Regions from separate parts of the Homo sapiens genome. Here region 1 is linked to region 2. Evidence: read pairs that join two places in POLR2A ChIA-PET (ENCODE). Cell type or tissue: GM12878. All regions are shown on one strand. Each heading gives the region's core, and the rest is flanking DNA. Links, peaks and the distances in the headings are about the cores only.

Region 1 (4,397 bases), core at 324-4,323, 66 kb after region 2:
CATTTTACAGAAGCCTTCCCAGCTCCAACAGCATAAGAAAACCAAGCCTTCCTTTTATTCCCTTAGTCCTCCATACTGCTGCTCTGTGTTGGCATTAATCACGTTGTCGTCTGCGTGTTGGATTTACCCTATTGTCTCTCTCTGAGCCTCTTGAGGGCAGGAACTGGATTTTATCTTTGTATCCTGCTTGGCATGCAGAAGCTCTCAAAGTGTGCTTGCACAAGTCAAAGGATTGGGATGGGATGATAATAGCTAACATTTACCAGGTGCTGTGCTGTTTTATTCATAGAACTGGGTCTTGGTTCTGGTATTGCTTATTCATTTTTGGCATCTTCAGATTAGCTGGAAGGGTATTGCTACACTGTCAAAAATAAAATACAGTGAAATTTATGCTAATGAAAACATACACCGTGTGTATGCCCAACTCTGTGCTTTGCAAAGTAGACATTCAATGGCTATCTCTGGAATGACTGGATTAATGAATGAGTGAGTGGATGATTGAATGGAAAGAGACTCCATCCTCTGGGAAGGAAAGAAGAATGGAATGGGCTTGACAGCCATACTACTCTTAAAGCTGAACTTGTTGCTTGGCTGGAAGGAGGGATGAGGCAGGAGCTAAGCTGACAGAAGCACTCAGGGAATTCGCATATCCTCTTTCTTGTGATTTCTGTTTTAGGGAACCAACAGGTCTTTGGTACCATCTCCCATTTTTCCAGACCACAAGCTTTTATCTTGTTCTTCAGAATCCTAGAATTTTGCCACCAAGTTTCAGCCTAAAGGAAAATACACTTGTAGCATGCAAGTTCTCACCTCAAAACCTGCGTGAAAATAGTCGGTGTCATTGTAGAGTGATGCAGTGCAGAAAGGGGCCTGGGATGCTTCACCCGGAGAATGAAAGTCCCAAATCTGGATCCCATTTGCTCTTACCATCCACCTTGATAGGAGTGTGGGTGTGGCACCTGTCACCATTCTGCTTGCATTTGTGTGAGTTTATGCCAGGCAAACATGAGTAAAACCAATTCCTTCCAACACTTGACACATAGATAAGTGAAGAAAATTTTATCTTACATTGTGAACACAATGGCAGGTAAGATTGCAGGAATGATGGTTTGTGTACAAGCTATTAATAAAAGTTGTGTGTTGCATATACAAACTTTGCTTTATTGTAGATGGCCTTTTAGTTCGGTGCTATACATGTAATATTCAAAGTGTACATTATATTACCATGTTGTCTTTTTACTTTTATGAGTTATTTGTAATGTGGATAATAATTCTTAGTTCACATCACATTTTGCTGACCACTCAAGGAAAAGTTGAACTACAAATATTTCAAATGAGGTGATAAATTACTGTTGGGTTCTTAATTGTCTGACAAAGAAACTCCATTGTTCTAAACCTTTCAAATATAGTGTGATTACCCTCGTTTGTGTGTCTTGCTCAATTTTAAAGTATAAATAGAGGGAGTTCCATTAAGCAATACAGGCTGTTTTCTTACCATGCTTACAAGGGCTGTTAGAGTATCAATGATGAAATTGAAACTTAGTTTGAACTTGATATGCAAAACAAAATAAATTTGACTCGTTTGAAATATTGCGTAAATATGTTCCAGAGCCTGGCACCAAGTATCTGGGGATTTTTAGAGCTGACCTCACTGAACATTGAATTATAAGATACATTTTAACAGTGTTTTTGAACTGGTTGAAGAAACCCCTCTTCCATTCCCTTCAAGTCAAGTATTTCCTGATAAGAAATATTCTACATTAAAAGAGAAGTTTCCTGTTGCACTTCTTCAGGTTTCTGGGTTAGTTTAATTCAATGGATTCCTGAAGCTGCAAGTGAAAGGTTAAATAGGTACCATTTGCAACTACTTATCTGTGAATCAGAATTTTTTGAATATTGTGTATGCAGAATGAAAGAGAAACATACTTCGTTTGTGATTTAAACTATGTTCTTGAGAACATACTGTAATTTACATAATTCAGATAAATTATCTGTTTTGTATATTGTGGTTATATATAAGGTTTCCTCTGACAGAGGGTGATTTCTGCTGCTAAAGTTGTTTAAAGACATTGCCCTTGATATTTCTAGCTAACAGTGGAGCTCCCAGGTGCAACCTGCTGTGGTTGAATTGGAAACTTGTCACTGAGCTCTTTTCTTACCTGGCTCCTTCTAGGACTTTCAAGATCCTCTGGTGTGGCCGGGCCAGATGGGCTAGCCCTGATGCACATGTCCTTCTACGGTTCATGAGCGTTCCAAGCTTGAGTGGGAGAGTCAGCTTGGGCAGTGGGGGTGATAGTCATATCCTCTCACCATCTCCATAATGGGCCTCTTCTTCCAGGCAAGAGCAGGTGTTATCCCCATTTTACACTGAAGAGAAAACCAAGCTGAGAAAGGGCATGTGATAGGCCCAAGGGCATCTCCTGACCTTGACTAGCACTCTTTTCACCATGCTGTTTTACCCTCGTATGTCTCAGTTGCTGTGCCTAGGAGAAGAGTTCCAGTTTGTAAAACTCTCTCCAAATTGATGGCCAGTTGGAGATTTTTCGGAAGGCTTAAGGGAAAGAAATAGCACTTGTGGGACTTTTTTTTTTTTTTTTTTTTTTTCAGAAGCATGATGCCAGCAGAAGACTTGTTTACTTGTGGTGCTATACTTGTGCGGCTGGTGTTTATCTCACTTTCTATAGAGGAACGCAGTTGATGTCTTCTTTTAAAAACACTAGACCCGAGACCTGGGATCACCCTTCCACTCCTCCTCATGCTGTTTGCTTTGGCATTCAGCCAGCTGCCTGCCTCTATGTGTCAAAAACAAGATCTCCCCACCCAAGGACATGATAGAGCTATCTGCAAGCCATTTTAAGGCACATATTCACGTTTAATGGTGGCACTTGAATTAGTTTTCACAAAGTCTGTGCACCAGAGCTTAACTACCTCACTCTCAGGCCACCTTCTGAAACTTAGTGACATCATTCCTAGGTGATTCTCTCAAGGCTCTGCCTATTTATTCTTCATGCCTTTGCAATTCTAACCTTTTAATTTCTGCTTCTTGTAGCATAAACTGCTAGAAAGTAGGGAAGAGGGTGTCTGCTAGAGAGAGAGAGGGTGATAGCTGATAACACAGGAAAAGATAAACACTATAGTTGGCACATTTAAAAGGTATATTGAACTGGGCTCTTTAGCCCTAATTGCCTTTCTTTTTTTGGAAGGTCAGTACTATTGTCTGGCACAGTAGGACACTGGGCACAGTATGATTGTGATGTTTACAAAGCATCATACTTGTGTCTAGTCAACTCTGTTTAAGGAAACAGGAAGATTGTTAGAAATACTAAAAATTAAATGAAAAGTTGTGATGCTTGAAGTGCTGATTAGTATTCGGACTAAAGTATATGAATGAATAACAATTTTTTCTCTGCAGAGACTGCAGCATGAAATCTCATGCTACATTGACTGGTGGCAGTGGTTTTTATTTCATAGAACTTTCTTTTCTGTTGTTGAGATCTGTGCTGTTGGTGCTGGTTCTGCTTTGGCAGTTCCCAAAGTCCCTTACAGGACAAGAATGATGAGTGGGGATATAAATCTCAATTCCAGCAGCTGCTCACTCACAGGTGTCTCGGTGGAAGAATTGGGTCTTGTTGAGCCTGTAGCTTCTCTCTATATACTGCTGGGAGATGCTGCCTGTGAGTGCCTTGCTTGATATCCAGGTGCTAGGGCTAAGGACCTCTTTGTGGAATAGCCATCTTTGCTTGAGGTCTGTGCAATTGTGTATGCCTGCAGTGCAGTGCCTGGTAAGGCTTTCAAACTGTGGGCAAGAATGTAACAATGCCTGTCACTCGTGAAGAGACACAGTCGGTGAGGTGAGTATGGATTAGTGCCAAGGAAAGTTTTCTGGGTCAGAGACTTTATCCTGCTGCAGGAATTAACTCCATTGATCAAAAACAGCCTTAATTGGGATGGGGCTCGGGGGCAAATTTCATATGTGATTGGCAGGAGTCTAAACTGTATAGCTTTTCTGGAGGGCATTTTGGCAGTGGGGATTAAAGTGTCAAATGTGCATACTCTGTGACTGGACATTTTCACTTCACAGAATTTATCCTAAGGAAAGCATTGTACAAGTATACACAAAAGGGTGTTCCTCCGCACCATAATGTTTAGTGTTGCCATCACCTGGGGCTTTATTAAAAAAGGAAAAGTTACATAAATTCCAGTAAAACCATACAGTGGAATATTATAAAGCTGCTGAAGAAGATGAAGTCAACTTCTATGTACTATTATGGAATGATGGTAAAGAAATTATGTACAAAAGTCACAGATCAGCATGAATAGTGTGATCCTATTTTCAATATATATGTGTGTATTGAGTGCATATTATGTAAAGGTTTATATGCATTAATTTTGGGAGG
Region 2 (4,397 bases), core at 207-4,206:
ATCTGAATATTCTCCAGTACGAAATTTCCAACCCCTTCAACTGTACTGTGTGTGGCATTCATTCACTCATTCATTTAGTAATTTCATGCTCTGGGCTAATTACTGTGACAATGTGATTCAAATAACTGAGGTTCGATGTGAACCATGGGTGACAGAAAACTAGACTCACAATAGTGGAGTTGGTTTTTACATTTCATTAAATGGACAATTTAAAATGTAAATAGAACAGGAAGGTCAAGTAAAAGTCAGAAAGCCCCCCAGAATTACCCTTCTCTGATGTCTGAGTGTTGTGTAGGTAGTTTTGAAATTCAGAGTAGTTACATCCCACTTTATATGATCCAATCTGCTTGGAACACAGACCTTGTTTCCCATAGTCAGAAACAATGGTACATATAGAGGTGAATCCTCCCTATACCCTGAAAATCCAGCAAAGAGAGAAATCCATACTGAAGCTAACATGCTGTACATTTGCCACTGAATATTGTGAGGTATTCTGTGGCCACAGTTGCGACGATTAAACAAAACAGGAAAGCAACACAAGTTAATAAGGAAATTTTTACTTATTTTGCTGGTCCTTGAGGATAAGCAGATATTGTTCATTTATTCATTCATTCAAAAACCACATATTGGGTTTATTTAGAAAAGAAGGAAAAACTAGTTGACTATATCTGCAGGGCTTCTAAAAGGGACTTGTGGACATCTCAAGGTACTCAGAGAGTAATGCAATTAAATTACATGTGATTTCTCTTCTGAATGCCCTGTTCTCTCTTCCTCAATACAGGTCTAACACCAGCAATATTTACACACCGAAGGCACGAGTATGGCCATTTGGGGGGCTGTGATATTGTTATTGAGGAGTTTTCCAGAGATAACTAGACAAGAGCTAGAAAACAATGGAAGGAACTTTAGAAGCTCACAGGTATGTAACTGAACTAAAACAATTAACTGTGTACTGGAAAAGAAAAGAGGAATTTATTAAGTATCTACTTGTGCCAATAAACAAGACAGATATTATTTTCATAATTCTACATGAGACAAAAGAAAGGAGGTGATAGGGAGGAGATCTGAGTCAGCATATTCTGTGTTGGCCTTCACAAGTTCCTGTCATCTAGGATGTCTCATTTGATTTCAGAGAAAGATCTAGGTAAGGGAGGGAAGAGTGACCTTCCCCATTGGCATCAGAGGTACCAGAAGCAACACCTACCACTGCCTCTGTGAGTTAAGGATGCCTGATCTGGGCAGCCAAACTATATATACCTCCAAATGTAGATCCAAAAGAATCTATACACCTTGACCAAAACGTAATTTTTTAGAATAATTGCATAAATTCTCAAGAGAAGAAAAATAAAAAATAACTACTAACAACCATTGTGTTCTTCCCCACTTCATACCGCAGGATAATCCGGCATTGTTCACCCTGTGTAAAGGCTCTATGGTGGATCCATCAGGCTATCAGTCAGGTCTTTGTTGAGCTCCTTGGAAATGCACAATAGAAAACTATCCCTCAGGGAGCTTACAATCAAATAGGGAAGTAGATGTTATTAAATAAGAAACAAGGCAGGGCACAGTGGCTCATGCCTGTAATCCCAACACTTTGAGAGGCCGAGGCAGAAGGATCACTTGAGCCCAGGAATTCAAGACCAGCCTAATCAACATAGGGAGTGTGTACAAATGATTTAAAAATTAGTTGGGCACCATGGCTTGCACCTGTGGTTTCAGCTACTAGGGAGGCTGAGGTAGAAGGATCGCTTGAGCTTGAGAGGTCAAGGCTGCAGTGAGCTGTCATCTTGCTCACTCTCTTGCCCAGGTCTCAGAGCAAGATCCTGTCTCCAAAATAATAATAATAATAAACAACTTGAAATAATTAAATTATTACAGGTGTGGAAAGGGAAGATCTCAGTTTCAATGGAGCATTGGATCTATACAAGTCAAGAGGCAAAAAGTGGGCTTTGCTGAAGACTGATGCTAAAGCTGAATTCTGGACAATGAGTAGCAATGAGCCATGTAAAGAAAAGGAAGTGAGTAGGTCCTGAGGCAAAACAGAGTTTGCCACGTTTGAGGAACTGTGAGAGAACTGTTGTTCCCAGTGGGAGAACACTAAGAATGAAATTGGCTCAAAATGAGGCTGGAGATGTAGGCTTAGATTACATAGGTTGGCCAGCATAGGAATTTTAGATTTCATTTTAAAAATCAATGGGGAATCATTAAATTGCTTTAAGTTAGAGAGGAGGAATAGCTGCAGAGCAAATTTCCATTTTTTAAAGATTATTTTATGGGTAAGACTTCCAGAATAGCCACCACCATCCCCCCATCACCACATAACCCCCCCCACCACCTCCCCCCACCATACTCCCACATTCCCCCCATATCCCCCACCACAACATCCCCACCACCACCACATACCCACCACATCCCCCCCATCACCACATCCCCCCCACCACCACATCCCCCCCCACCACATCCCCCCCACCACATCCCCCCCACCACATCCCCCCCACCACCACATCCCCCCCACCACCTCCACATCCCCCCCACCACCTCCACATCACCCCCACCACCTCCACATCCCCCCCACCACCTCCACATCCCCCCCACCACCTCCACATCCCCCCCAGCACCACCACATCCCCCCCACCACCTCCACATCATCCCCACCACCACATCCCCCCCAGCACCACCACCACATCCCCCACCACCACCACCACATCCCCCCCACCACCTCCACATCCCCCCCACACCACATCCCCCCCCCACCACCATATCCCTGATACCACCACCATCTCTGGATCATGGAAGCTGTATTCTAGGCAGACACATCCGAGATGACCAGGGTACTCTTTCTCCACCCAGCCCTCAGTCATAGGATAGAAACTACCTCAGGCATGGCAAGCTGCAAACACTGGCAGTCCAATAGCTCTCTGCCCACATTCCATGTGCTCTTAGGAGAGTTTCCATGCCAGGAAGGTCAAGCCAAGTAGACAAGGGATTACCATCCACCCACCCCAACCCTATTCATAGAGCAAGGGTGTCACATCGATAAGTAGGTCTCCACCCCCAACTCCAGTGCATAGCACAGGGTCTCTGCCCAGAGGAGAGGCAGGCCATGAGATGAAGAGCTCTGCGGCTCTGCCTGAGGGGACCAGCTGTTTGGAACACAGAGTGGAGAATTCCAGGCCTAAGAATGCTGTGCATCATGGACAACATGGGGAAAACCCAGCTCTAAAAATAAATAAATAAATAAATACAAAAATTAGCCTGTGTGGTGGTGCATGCCTGTAATCCCAGCTACTCAGGAGGCTGAGGTGGGAAGATCACCTGAGTGTGGGGAGGTCGTGGCTGCAGTGAGCAGTGATCATGCTACTGCACACTGCACTCCAGCCAGGGCAACAGAGCAAGCCCCTGTGTAAAAAAGAAAAACAAAAAACAACAACGCTGTGGAAAACCATAAAGATCAGGTGGAGAATAATTAAGAGGAGGCTGGTAGCTCCGTTATACAAGCAAAACAGCAGAACAGAAGTTTAATAGAACCAGGGAAAGACAGCTAAAAAGAGGCCTGGTAGGATCACAGTCAACTCTAGGGGTCAAAAGGGTTGTGTGCAAGCACGAGGCTGCCCCCACACAGGAGCAATTGGAGCAGACGTGGGGGCGGACTTGAAAGCATTCCCCAAGCCTCACAGACTCATCAACACAAGGTGAAGCTTTACTGGAACAAGGAACTTAAACAGAACATCTGACAAAACACTAAGTGAACAATAAGCCACTCTGCCCCAAGAGGCAACTCCTATGAAGCCAAGCTTAAAAATAAAATCACACTCAGCCCTGGCAGTCTAGAAGACTGTGTGCACACACAAGGCCGCTTCCTCTCAGGAGCAGTCAGAGAGGAAACTTCCAAGTTACTAGTCCCCGGCTGAATCTGGAACAAAAATGTAAACTTCCTGCCCTATGATAGCTGACTGCACACCACACATACATCCAACAGTAAAAGGTAAAAATTTCACTGGTGACTTCCAGTTTCCAGTCTAGCACGTAAGAAGCTTGGAAGTCACCATTTCATTGTAACAATTAAAAAGCTAAGCACACAGAAAAACCTACTCTTCTTAGATCAGAGAAAGAAGTGAGATTAAGGTGCAAACCTCTGCCCCCCAAAAATTGGAAAGACTGACCGGTGAGTACAGAGAATCACAACTTACCACAGCAGAAACCACATGCGGAAACTTCCTCAGAACCAATGCTGGGGTACAGAAATCTGAACTGTAGCTGATAAATTGCTGGAGATAAAAACTCCATGGGGTCCCAGTCATCAGGGACCCTACACTTTAGTGGGTTTTAACTGCTAGAATCCACAGGGTCTCACAGTGATTTTGGGGAAAAATCTCCTCGTGCTGCTAGCAGAAGAG

What was found. Peaks named below come from ENCODE experiments on the same cell type or tissue, not always from the same donor. Only the 100,000 strongest peaks of a DNase experiment are listed, where the experiment ranks them.
Region 1: POLR2A ChIA-PET joins it to region 2 with 5 read pairs; 2 of 35 experiments call an interaction of 5 or more read pairs at or near these places.

What each region holds. Positions count from the first base shown.
Region 1 is chr11:12,704,534-12,708,930 of GRCh38, forward strand. The region is part of intron 2 of TEAD1 (TEA domain transcription factor 1); the gene reads left to right. Among named protein-coding and RNA genes, the nearest start is that of TEAD1, 32 kb to the left of the region's middle. In GM12878, for the core only: no CTCF peak of the experiment used is centred there; no DNase peak of the experiment used is centred there.
Region 2 is chr11:12,638,520-12,642,916 of GRCh38, forward strand. It overlaps LOC105376556 (a long non-coding RNA gene), which reads left to right. Exons shown (of 5, transcript XR_931039.2): 3 at 782-919; 4 at 1,879-2,018; 5 at 3,065-3,207. Among named protein-coding and RNA genes, the nearest start is that of TEAD1, 34 kb to the right of the region's middle. In GM12878, for the core only: no CTCF peak of the experiment used is centred there; DNase peaks (open chromatin) are centred at 2,432 and 2,695.